Regions from separate parts of the Homo sapiens genome. Here region 2 is linked to region 1. A link is a contact called in ENCODE POLR2A ChIA-PET data. All regions are on one chromosome and are shown on one strand. The core of a region is the stretch at or near the end of the contact, and the rest is flanking DNA. Distances in the headings are between cores, read along the strand shown. Region 1 overlaps ACSL5 (acyl-CoA synthetase long chain family member 5). Region 2 overlaps VTI1A (vesicle transport through interaction with t-SNAREs 1A).

Evidence for each region. ChIA-PET counts read pairs that join two places held with the same protein, here RNA polymerase II (POLR2A).
Region 2: POLR2A ChIA-PET joins it to region 1 with 11 read pairs in activated T-cell. The contact joins two enhancer-like sites. POLR2A ChIA-PET finds 5 or more read pairs at or near these places in 2 of 52 experiments (Caco-2 and activated T-cell).

Annotation. Positions count from the first base shown.
Region 1 is chr10:112,377,543-112,383,856 of GRCh38, forward strand. The region is part of intron 1 of ACSL5 (acyl-CoA synthetase long chain family member 5); the gene reads left to right. Among named protein-coding and RNA genes, the nearest start is that of ACSL5, 6.6 kb to the left of the region's middle. Within about 2 kb of position 2,634, at least 3 of the 41 ENCODE cell types and tissues checked have a DNase peak (open chromatin) inside an H3K27ac peak, as active enhancers do.
Region 2 is chr10:112,659,744-112,666,057 of GRCh38, forward strand. All of the region lies in intron 5 of VTI1A (vesicle transport through interaction with t-SNAREs 1A), which reads left to right. Among named protein-coding and RNA genes, the nearest start is that of MIR4295, 29 kb to the left of the region's middle. Within about 2 kb of position 3,953, at least 3 of the 41 ENCODE cell types and tissues checked have a DNase peak (open chromatin) inside an H3K27ac peak, as active enhancers do.

The DNA.
Region 1 (6,314 bases), core at 1,384-3,883:
ACACAAACAAACAAATAAAAAAACATTGAAAACTGACTTAGTTTTCTTTTAAAAAAGGAGTAATTGGTTTTGTTTATTTCTCCCTTCATATTCTGATATGGAGTCACTCTGTGGTAGTCCCCTCCGATTGATCAGTATTCAAGGTTAAACACAGAACATGTCTTGAAAGAGGCATGGTGTAAAATTTTATAGCCATCTTTTGTGTATTTGGCATAATAAAAGGAACAAAAACCTAAATAAAACAAGAAGTGTAAGTGCAAATGCTTATAGGACAGGCAAGTAATATAGAGAAGTAAAGTAGATGGTGTGTAATAAGATGCTAATGGTGGAAACTTTAGCAAAATTCAGAGCAGGCATACCCCAGATAAATGCATTCAAATTTAATTATTAAAAAAGAGAAAACACTTTTTAATCCAGACCAAACAGAATATTTCAGCCTAGCCTGACCTAAAATAGTCTCTCCCAGGCTATATTGTAATTTTTTGAGGGCAAAGACACCAACAACAACATCAGCGTGTCATTGCATACCTAACCATCCACCTATAGTGAGACCACAGATACTACATGGAGGCTGGAGATGGAGGAAGGAGAGAGAAATGAATGGAGAGAGGGAAGATGAAGCCAGGGAAGTACCAGTACACAGTAGGTACTCTTATATTTAATCAAGACAATCTTCTTCTTCTTGTTTTTTTTTTTTTTTTTTTTTTTTTTTTTTTGGAGGAGCCTCACTCTGTCACCTAGACTCCCAGGCTTGAGTGCAGTGGCAACATCTTGGCTCACTGCAACCTCTGCCTCCCCAGTTCAAGCAATTCTCCTGCCTCAGCCTCCTGAGTAGCTGGGATTACAGGCATGCACCACCATGCCCAAATAATTTTTGTACTTTTAGTAGAGACAGGGTTTCACCATATTGGCCAGGCTGGTCTCAAACTCCTGACCTCAAGTTATCTGCCTGCCTAGGCCTCCCAAAGTGCTGGGATTACAGGTGTGAGCCACTGCACCTGGCCTATAGGATTTGCCAGCTTCTTAGAAACCAGGAATACAGTGTCTGCTCCTGTCTGTCTCTCATATGCCTCCTCAGCAGATGAGCAGACCCTCAGCTGGAGTGCAGTCAGAGGTGACTCTTGTGCCTGGCAGCATCAAGCAAGGGTGACGTAACCCCAGCAGCCATGAGTCCAGCCATCACTGCTTATCACATTCTGCTGGAAATGCATCTGGGTCTATTTCTCCCCTCTATGTCTGTACATCCTGAGGTCGGAAAGGGACTCTCTCACCAACTTGTCCTCCCTGGCGCAGGGCCTGACACTTCCTAGGTTCTCAACTCATTGTTTGAATAAATACATGAGATCTGGAGTTTGGAAGGTCAGACAGCCCGTGCAATGCTGTGGTCAGGCCACACTATTAGCCTTCTTTGGGGAAGCTGGTGGATCTCCCAGTCTTCATGGGCCATTCTATTCTAAGAGTTGTGAGGTTGCGAGTGGCTCAAGTTGAGGATTTGAGGTCTGGGGTAAAGCTAGGTCAGAGACAGGCCATGGTTCCCTACAACTAGAAGTGCTCTGTTTAAATAGAAATGAGGGCTTGTTGGCCGGGCGCAGTGGCTCATGCCAGTAATCCCAACACTTTGGGAGGCCGAGGCAGGCAGATCACTTGAAATCAGGAGTTTGAGACCAGCCTGGCCAACATGGTGAAACCCCATCTCTGCTAAAAATACAAAAGCTAGCTGGGCGTGGTGGCAGCTGCCTGTAATCCCAGCTACTCGGGAGGCTGAGGCAGGAGAATCGCTTGAACCCAGGAGGCGGAGGTTGCAGTGAGCTGAGATCTCGCCACTGCACTCCAGCCTGGGTGACAAGAGTGAAACTCCATCTCAAAAAAAAGAAAAAAAAAAAAAAGAGATGAGGGCTTGTTAAAACCTTTGCACAGAAGTGGAGGGGCAGTAATCGTTCAAGACCGTGGTCATCTCTTTTCTTTTGGGACATCTCGTAATAGAACATCTGATATTGGCAAGGATGTGAAAACTGAGGAAAAGGGAAGGAAAGGGGAGCTAGATTTGATTGAGGACTTCCCATGTGCCTGACAGCATACCAACTGTTCTACACACAGCATCTCCTTTAAGTAGCGATTTTCACCTGCTCCTTCTGTGTACAGTGGCGGGGAACTGATGCTCAGTGACTCTAAGTAACTGTCCCCAGGGCTACACATGTAGTAAGTGAGGAGCTGTTGCTCTGGTACCTGGAAGGGCACGACCTTGAAAGTTTGCCCCTGGCAATGACACCGTTGACAAGAAAGCTTGTTGCCTGCACTTTGAAACTGTTGACCCTTGACCACTGGTTGGGACAGGCAGTGCAAGGGCTGATTCTGCAGAAAACTAAGGCAAGAAGTCTGCTTTCCCAACCTCTTGCCTCACCCTGGCACAGGTGACAGGGTCCTAGCACTTTGTCCGGCCTATCTTTTTACAGACCCCCTTATCAGATCCAGTGGACTTCTGACACTGCTTCTTCTTACCCCAGTTCTGTCATAATATACTTGGTCAGCAGCAGGCCTGGGATGCCCTTTGGGGGTGTTACTGACACAAGTTGTCCCGGGGTCGGGATTTGGACTGTGACTCACTTGAAGCCCAGTGGTGGATCAAGGTTGACTCTATCGACCTGAGCTCCTGTGGGATTTGTCACTTCTGGGGTCACATCCTGTGGGTGACTCAACTATCCTATGCTATCTTAATGGACTGACTTAAGAGGCTCTTGGTATTTGACTTAACATGAGATCTCCTGATAAATGCTACTCAGCTCAACTGGCCAATGTCTGGCCCCACCCAGGCTCTCTGGAGTATGTGAAGGCAATGGCTCCAGAGGTGCAGTGTCTACACTGGGCCCCACACACCATCTCATTCATCCTTGGAGACTTTTTCTTCCCCCTGCCACCCCCCGCCCCCCAACCTTTTAACTAAAGATGGACCCTCCACCTCCAGCAGAAATACCTCTTCACCATTTCCCTCCCCTAAATGTCCCACTTGTCCCACTTTAGTGCCTCTAGCACATCTGGCCATTCCCCTTCTCCACTTCCATTTGGCTCCATCCAACCTAATGAGATGATTGGTCTCTCCGTGAAGAAAGTAGATAGAGAGACACAGACAACAGTTGAGAAAGATGGTTTGGTGGCAGGCCCACTGGTTGGAATCATAGTTGAGATCTTACTAGACATCAGCTTGATTGGTAGAATTGTCATCCTTTTTTGTTTTGTTTCTTAAGACAGGGTCACACTCTTGTCACTCTGCACATCCAGGCTCCCAGGCTGGAGTGCAGTGGCGGGATCATGGATCACTACAACCTCAACCTCCCAGGCTCAACAATCCTCCTACCTCATTCTCCTGAGTACCTGGGACTACAGGCATGCCCAACTAAATTTTTTATTTTTGTAAAGATGGGGTCCCACTATGTTGCTCAGGCTGGTCTCAAACTCCTGGCCTCAAACGATCCTCCAGCCTCAGCCTCCCAAAGTGCAGAGATTACAGGGATGGGCCATCATGTCTGGCCAGATCATCATCCTTGCCCCTGGAAAGAGACAATTGGCAATAAAGCCAGGGGGTCAAGGATCACACATCTTTGAGGTTCTAGTGTTCCATACAGCCGTCTTAATGTGCTCCAGTCTGCACTGACCTCTTCCTCCTTCAAAACCATGAGCTCACTGCACACACTGAAGCATTCTGTAAGAGTTTCTAGGACTAGATAGACCCATAAGTACCCAGATGGCAGGAACTATATCGGCCAAGTGTTCATCCCTCAGCACATGGCACAGTGCTGAACACACAGGTCCACAGTTTTTGTTTACTTTACTGAAAATAAACGTATAGGCTGGGTACAGTGGCTCACACTTGTAATCCCAGCACTTTGGGAGGCCAAGGCAGGTAGATCACTTGAAGTCAGAGTTCGAGACCAGCCTGGCCAACATGGTGAAACCCCCTCTACTAAAAATACAAAAATTAGCCGGATGTGATGATGCATGCTTGTTGTAATCCCAGCTACTCGGGAGGCTGAGGCAGGAGAATCGCTTGAGCCCTGGAGGCGGAGGTTGCAGTGAGCCAAGATCGTACCACTGCACTCCAGCCTGGGTGACAGAGTGAGACTGTCTCAAAAAAAAAAAAAAAAAAAGAGGCCGGGTGCGGTGGCTCACACCTGTAATCCCAGCACTTTGGGAGGTCGAGGTGGGTGGATCACGAGGTCAGGAGTTTGAGACCAGACTGGCCAATATGGTGAAACCTAGTCTCTACCAAAAATACAAAAATTAGCTGGGCGTGGTGGCACGTGCCTGTAGTCCCAGCTACTCAGGAGGCTGAGACAAAAGAATCGCTTGACTCCGTCTCAAAAAAAATAAAAAGTAAATGTGTAAATAAGTTAAAAGTGCAGAGAGTAAATGTATCCCTTGCCACACAGACACTTCTCCAGCCCACCAGGTGCTGCCAAAGCTGAGGTGCATCCCATAGAGCACTGGTCTCAAAAGCATCATGGCTGCCTGGGGAATTGGCTTTATCTTCTACTGGACCAGAAGTTCTGAGCATGCTTTCCTGTGCTAAACACACTGCCTGGCACACAGTAGGTGCTTGAATACCCAAATGGATACATTATGAGGGAACCCGCCCTCACTTAGGTCGGACTGCTTAGCGTTGCCCTTCTCATGGCATGAAGCCCCTGGCTGTGGCATTCCTGAGGAAGACTCCGCCGACCCTGTCCTGCTGTGTGCATAGAAGCATGTTCTGTTCCTTGTGGGATTGAACACTGCAAACTTTCCTTCAGCAGACTCTCCTCGCTAGTTGCCTTTCTCTCAAATTGTGCCAATGGTGAGTAAAAGGTGAAGGTGGCTTGGTAACAGCAGCTTCCCACTGTGTCTCAGGTGCCATGCTAGGTGCAGTGGAATCCACAGGTGAGGATGGTCACTATGTGCATGAGTGCTCACAGCACTGGGAGGCCTATTGACACACAGATCCATGAGTCCCAGGAAGCCTCACTGGGACCCAAACCCGAGGAAAGGGCTTATTCTGCTCCACCTCTTCTATCTCTTCTGAGCTCTGGCTCCTGTAGCTTTTCCTGTGCAATTCAGCAGCAAAGATTTTACCAGTGGAGCTGCATCGAACGCCCTAATGATTTATTTATGGTATGCTTGCCTGTGGCCCAGGACACCTGTCTGAAGCCTAGACTCTTAACCCTTTCTCTGCCAGCTGTCTTACACATTGGGACTGTTAGATGCTGTCTAGCAATTGGGCTTGGAAGAGAGATATGAGAGGTTATTATCACTTATCTTTTAAAAAATTACGTAAGCAATCGAATTGAATCTTTCCATGGTGTGGAAACTACTACTTAGCTACCACCTGGTGTTTTAACAGGGCTCCCTTTGGTAATGCTGTCTCCCTGCTCTGTCCACCACCTCTCGGCGGAGATGATAAGAAGGACCTTCCCCACTGGGTGCCATGGCTCATGCCTGTAATCCCAGAACTTTAGGAGGCTGAGGCAGGTGGATCGCTTCAGCCCAGGAGTTCAAGCCCAGGCTGGGCAACTTAGGGAGACCCCATCTCTACAAAAAACTTAAAAACAAAAAACAAAAAACAAAAGCCGAGTGTGGTTGTGCACACCTGTAGTCTCAGATACTTGTAAGGCTGAGGTGGGAGGATCACTTAAGCCTGGGAAGTTAACACTGCAGTGAGCTGAGCATGTTAGGATGGGGCTGCGATAGCGCCACTGCATTCCAGCCTGAGCAACAAAGCGAGACTCTGTCCCAAAATAAATATATAAATAAATAAAATAAGGCCCTTCCCATCTGCCTGGGGCCATGGCTATTATAAGACAATGGCTTGAGCAACTGGTGAATGGCTGGGAAGTTATCAGCAGGCTGTAGGTCAGGATCTCAGGCCATCCTTCCTTCTTAGCTACTTGGAATGAATATTGAAAGACACAGTTTCAGGGCCCCTCGGCCCTGTGACTCAGCCTTCACCTTTGCTCTGGTTTCTTATCGGTTAGAGAAATGGATGAAAAAGGTTTCCACCCACAGAGCTGCTGTCCAGCTGGATTACTCAGTGGCTGAGAAGCATTTTACACAACATGAGGGCTTGGAAGAGGCTGTGTGTCAAATGTAGTTTTGGTAGCGGGAGAGCCACACTTGTAGAAACAAAGCTGAGGTGTACACTTAGGTGCATTCACATGAAATGCCACCAACCAAGGTGGTAGAACTTTCTAAATTAGCTGCCTGTGTTGGAGGTGGGATTATATGGAGCTGTTCATTTTATTCTTTTTTTTTGTAAGTGTGCATATTTCAGATTAAACAGTACACAT
Region 2 (6,314 bases), core at 2,703-5,202, 280 kb after region 1:
GGCCCTGCATGGTCTTTAGCTATATTTCTTTAAGAATATGTTAAGTTTACCTTCAGTTGAGATGAATGTATAATTTTTTAAAATAATGTCATCAAGTGCCTGTAAATATTTTATGGTACATAGTAAATGCTAATGTCCTCAGAGGCCAAGGAGGCTACTGTATGAAGCAGTCTAATGTTGGGGACTTAGGCAAAATGGAAACAATATGATCTGCTTAAAAGCATTTAAATTTCTATTGTTTTGGGTTTTTTAAAACGTTATTCTGGGGGCAGGATGGGAATACATCTGTGGGCCTTATTTGGCCCCGTGCTCTAGTTTTCTTATATGCTCTCTGGAGTCACTGAATTCTAATTTGTTGTTGTTGTTGTTGTTTTTGAGACAGAGTCTCGCTCTGTCACCCAGGTTGGAGTGCGGTGGCATGATCTCGGCACACTGCAACCTCTGCCTCCCAGGTTCAAGCGATTCTCCTGCCTCAGCCTCCTGAGTAGCTGGAACTACAGGCGCACGCCACCATGCCCAGCTAATTTTTGTGTTTCTAGTAGAGAGGGGTTTCACCCTGTTGGCCAGGATGATCTCGATCTCTTGACCTTGTGATCCGCCCTCCTCGGCCTCCCAAAGTGCTGGGATTACAGGCGTGAGCCACCATGCCCGGCCCAAGTTCTAATATTTTAAAGCCAAGTGGCACTAAAGATCATCTAGTCTAAGAGTCTCATTTTACATTTAAGGAAACTGAGGCCCAGAGAAAGGGAATGTTTTACCTAAATTAAACCCCAAGTGAATACTTCTTGATTTCTTTCAGTTTGCCTTAAAGACAAAGGAATTTGGAGATCATTTTAGAGTTGGTTGTATTTCTGCATTCTCCAATACAGTGACCGCTAACCACATGTAGGTACTGAGCACTTGAAATGTGGATAGTGCTACTGAGGAACTAAAGTCTTATTTTATTTTATTAATTGAAATTTAAATAGCCCCATGTGGCTAGTGGGTACTGTGTAATATTGCAGAAAGAAACTCAGAAATTAAGGTTTTTATCCCTAATTTGTTACAGCCTACCTTAAATAAATATGCTACTTTACATAAAACTCAAGAGCCAGTCAACAGAATACTTCTGTTTACCTCCTCTTCATCTTTTGTGCTAGTTTTCATACATTTCACTTCTGCATGTTATCACTATTTTTATTTTAAACGGTTACTTTGAAAGAATATAAGAGAAAAAGAAATGTTTTTATTTTTATTTACTTATTTATTTATTTTTGAGACAGGGTCTCAGTCTGTCACCCAGGCCGGAGTGCAGTGGCATGATCTTGCCTCACTGCAACCTCCGCCTCCTGGGTTCAAGTGATTCTCCCACCTCAGCCTCCCAAGTAGCTGGGACTACAGGCATGTGCCACCACACACGGCTAAGTTTTTGTACTTTTTGCTAGAGATGGGGTTTCACCAAGTTGGCCAGGTTGGTCTCGAACTTCTGACCTCAAGTGATCCGCCCTCCTCGGCCTCCTAAAGTGCTGAGATTATAGGCACATACCATCACCTGGCTAATTTTTGTATTTTTAGTAGAGACAGGGTTTTGCCATGTTGGCCAGGCTGATCCAGAACTCCTGTCCTCAAGTGATTCACCCACCTCAACCTCCCAAAGTGCTGAGATTACAGGCATGAGCCACGCACCTGGCCTGCTTTTATACTTATCCACAGATTTACCATTTCTGATGTTCATCATTCTTTCTTGTACATTCAGGTTTCCATCTAGTGTCATTTGCCTTCAGCCTGAATTATTTCCCTTAACATTACCTGCAGCTTAGTTCTGCTGGGTAATATTTTTTGGTTATCAAAGAGTATTTTTATTTCATCTTAATTTTTGAAGGCTATTATTGCTGGACGTGGAATAATAGAATGACCTTTTATTTTTTCTTTTAGCACCTTGGAAAGTTGTTCCATTGTGTGTTTGTATTGTTTCTGATGAAAATTCAGGCTTCATTCTTATTATTGTTCTCCTGAATGTATCTTTTTTTTCTGCTGTTAAGTTTTTTTTTTTTTTTTTTTTTGAGAGGAAGTCTAGCTCTGTCACCCAGGCTGGAGTGCAGTGGCACAATCTCGACTCACTGCAACCACCACCTCGCAGGTTCAAGTAATTCTCCTGCCTCAGTCTCCTGAGTAGAGTAGCTGGGACTACAGCACCCACTACCACACCCAGCTAATTTTTGCATTTTTAGTAGATACAGTGTTTCGCCATGTTGACCAGGCTGGTCTTGAACTCCTGACCTCAGGTGATCCACCTGCCTTGGCCTCCCAAACTGCTGGGATTACAGGCATGAGCCACTGCACCCAGCCAAGATTTTAAATTTATCTTTAGTTTTCAGAAATTGGACTGTGACATGACTAGGTGTGGTTTTTATTTATTTCTCTTGCTCAGAGGTTGTTAAACTTCTTTGATCTGTGGATCGGCTTTTTACAAAAATACAGATTGGAAAAGTTTGACTGTTAGTTCTTCAGATATTTATTCATACCGTTTTTTTGTCTCTAATAATCTCTTTTTCTGGGAGTCTAATAACATGTATGTAAGACCACTTGTTATAACCTCACAAGTTATTGATGCTATGTTCATTTTTTTAACTTTTTTTCCTCCTTCAGTTTGGATAATTTCTATTAACTATGTTCATGTTCAGTGATCCTTTATTCTATAGCGAAGGATATTCTATGTGGTATACCTAGTGAATTAATTTCAAATGTTATATTTTTATTCTACAATTTTATTTGGTTTCTTTTTAGAATTTCCATTTGTTTCTTGATAAACTCGTATTTTCACCGATTATGTTTACCTTTTCCTATAAATTCTTTAACACAATTATAATAGTTCTAAAATCTTTATGTGCTAACTGTAGTGACTAGGATCTATTGGGATACTCATATAGACTGTATTGTCTCTTGATTATTCTTTTTTCCTGTTTTTTTGCATGTCACAATTTTATAGTATTCCACACACTGTATAAAAAAGAACAAGGGAATCTGAAATATAACATCCTGGGTTTGTTTTTTTCCGAAAACATTTGACACTGTCTTGTATTTAGATAATAGAAGGAGCCGATTCTCCCAAAAGTTGAGTTGGTGCTGAGCTGAAGCTGTAATAAGATTGGATTCATCCGTGATTAGTGCACTCCCAACCTGTGTTTATGCTTCTTCTTACAAACAAACAAACAAACAAACAAACAAAACATATTGTCAATGTTTGAGCTGGAGTTGGTTGATCTGCAGTTGCAGATATTTTTGGGTTCACCTTTAGACTCAACTCTGACGGCGTCTTAAAATATAAGCACACAAGAATGTGTGGGAATATGTGATTTCTCTTTACTGACGAGCTCCTTCTTTATTCCCTCTTATTTGGCAAATTTGAAGATTTGGGGAGAAATATCAGACCAAGCAATTTGTTTTTGTGTTTAGAGTTCATCTAGATTCCGTTCTGTTTTGTAAGCCTACATCATCATTTAATGTTTGACTGATTTCTCTCATCCCTATAAATCCTATCTATGGCAGGCTCATTCTCAGAGCAGGTACTTGCCCTATATCGAAGTTGGTATCAAAGTTGCCACAACTGTTTGCTCCTACACAAAGTACTTGTTTCTCTCTAGAATTCATCAGAGCTTCTTTGCATCTACTTACTTCCTCCAGAAAAGTTTAGTAATTATTTTGTCTGGGTTTTTCTTGTTTCCATGGGAATGGTAATTTGCATCTTTCTGTGGCATCTTTCTACATCGTAACTGGAAGCAGAAGTTCCTCACATGTCTTAGGTTGTCAAATAATGAAAGATGTTGAAAGAACTCTCTTTTCCATTGTGATATTTTTCCAGATATCAGAAATTCAAAAGGCTCTTCATGCCTGAGTAACATCAATACAGAGGATAACCTAGCTATTCAGGGCATGATAGCTGAGTCAGTGCCCAGGAAGCTATGCTAAATGCCAAAGAGTGACTGACCCAACCACTCCATGATCAGATCCCTCCTGAGAAAGCTGTGTGTCAATCCCTCTGCTTCCTGAAGCAGCACGTTTTCTACCTTCATTAGACTCCGTGGCCAGAAGTTCCCAAGTCATGTCCAAAATTCAGTGCTCCAAATTGTTAGGAAATATTACTTCAAGGTTTTTCATCTGGTTGGTGTTCTGCAATACATATATGAAAACACACGCTTCAGCATAGCTCTTTTGCAGAACTCCTGCACTTCACAAAAGTCCTTATATGCAAACAATAGTTGTGTAACTGTGAATGTCTTTTATCTGCTACTAAAATTGTTGGTGAAGTTTTCAAGTACCAGAAGATAACCTTACCTTCTCTTAGTTCTTTAAAGACCCAACTTGCTGTTTTCACTTTTTAAAATAATTCGCTGGATACCACATTCTTAACAAAGTTTATGAAAAGAAAAATAAATATAGGTGTGCTGAGGAATAATCACTGTCTTCTGGAGAGTGTCCTGCATATTCCAAATGACTAATTTTTAAAAATGTTTTGAATGTATCAAATGGGACATTTCCTGGTGAATTAGATTTGAGGCTCGTTCCCTTTCAGCCAGTTTATAACATGATGTGAGCTTCAGTCAGTCCTAACTTCTTATAGAGAATATTTTGATCTGCTCACCTCCGAAATACAGGTCTTATAAATTTTTTTTAAAAAAAAGAGTTCATGTTAGTCCTATGTTAGACTTATACTGTTGTTCAGATGGTATTATTATTTTATGAGTGGAGAGACATGATGCTTTCAGTGATATAAGCTCTTCAAACTAAATCTTATTTTCATGATGTCAGGCCAGTCCTTTAGGAAGTATCTTGCTAGATTTGAAGTTACCTGATTCTTTCTCAATTTCTTTATGAGGCAGGAAAGTATTCAATGGCTATTGTGTATATCTTCCAAAAGATTGAAAAGTAAAGGAAATGTTAGCCAAAAACCCTTTTGCACGTGTGTTTCTCTATAAAAAGGGGCTATGGATCAAGGATATGATTGATTCTGGGTAACTGTAAAAATGAAAATTCATTTTATGTGTTTGAGAGCTCTACTCCCAGGATGATTCCCAGGACCACTGTGGAAAGGAGAGAAGTAGAGGAAGGAGCTCTTCCTTCCAGGAATTCGTTTATCATGCTCATACTGACATAGAGAATTCCAGCATACACCATCAGTTTTCATTGCCTTGTTATGCTTCCCATTGTTTCTTAATCTCAAGAAGACCCTCGCAGTCAACAAGTATAATATTTATAAAATTTATGATTTCTCAAATTATTTCAAGAGCAGCAGTATGGCTGTTCCATTCTTAAGGCCCTATGGAAGTTAAAGAACTGAAAATTTAAATATCACATCTGCCATTGGCTTAGGCCTCTGAGCTTGTGTTCTTTCTATTATGGTGTTTTTGGTGAATGCTTACATCTTCAGTTAAATTATTCAAGAAAAATAAACCTAACGATGTTTCTAATTATTTAATGAAATAATCGCTAAACCCAAGATAGTCTATATTTAAAAAATCCCCTCTAATTTGTTGTCTTGTTTTGTTTTGGTTCAACTAGAAGAGTGGGCCCCACAGTGGGGGAAAAAAAAAAAAAGCCCACATAAGTTTATTCACATGAATTTTTTTTCATTCCGTAATAGTAATCATTGTGATATATTTGGCCTGAAATTTTCTATATTAGAGCATTAAAATGGAAGATAGCAAGTTAGAAATGAAAAAAGAATTGTGTTTCCAACAGTGCATGACATTTGGGTGTTACGACCGGGATGCATACGCTCTTGCCAATATCTCTTCTCTTGCTAGATGGAGTTAGTACTTGGGATGCTGAGCTATGTCTAGGGAGGCAAGGAGATTGTGGGAGTGGTTTATAACTCCTGAAAAGACCCAAATCTTTACTTCCTGTTTGTTGATTCCTTCAGTAGCAGACTGTAGGTCCACTCAGAGTAGAGTTTTCCCCTCGGCGAACCTGATAGAAGGATGAATCTATTACCTGCTTTCTGATGTTGACTTCTCCAATGCTACACTGGATGGGCTTTAAGAGCAAGAATAGGTCGCAAACTTTATGCATACTTTATTTAATTCTTTTATTTCTTCATTCTTTCCACAGATACTTACAGGGGATATGATACTGGCCACAGACACAATAGTAATAACGTATTTCCTCTTCATTTTAGATTACATGTTATAATACCATCAATCTGAACAGGAGAAAATCTGATATAAATAGTATTTTGCTGAAATAATTGCAGTGTTCATGGTGCTCATATATATTAAAAGTTTTAAGTGAAAAAATGAATTATAATTGCTATATTATGTTGATAAAAGAAATCCAAT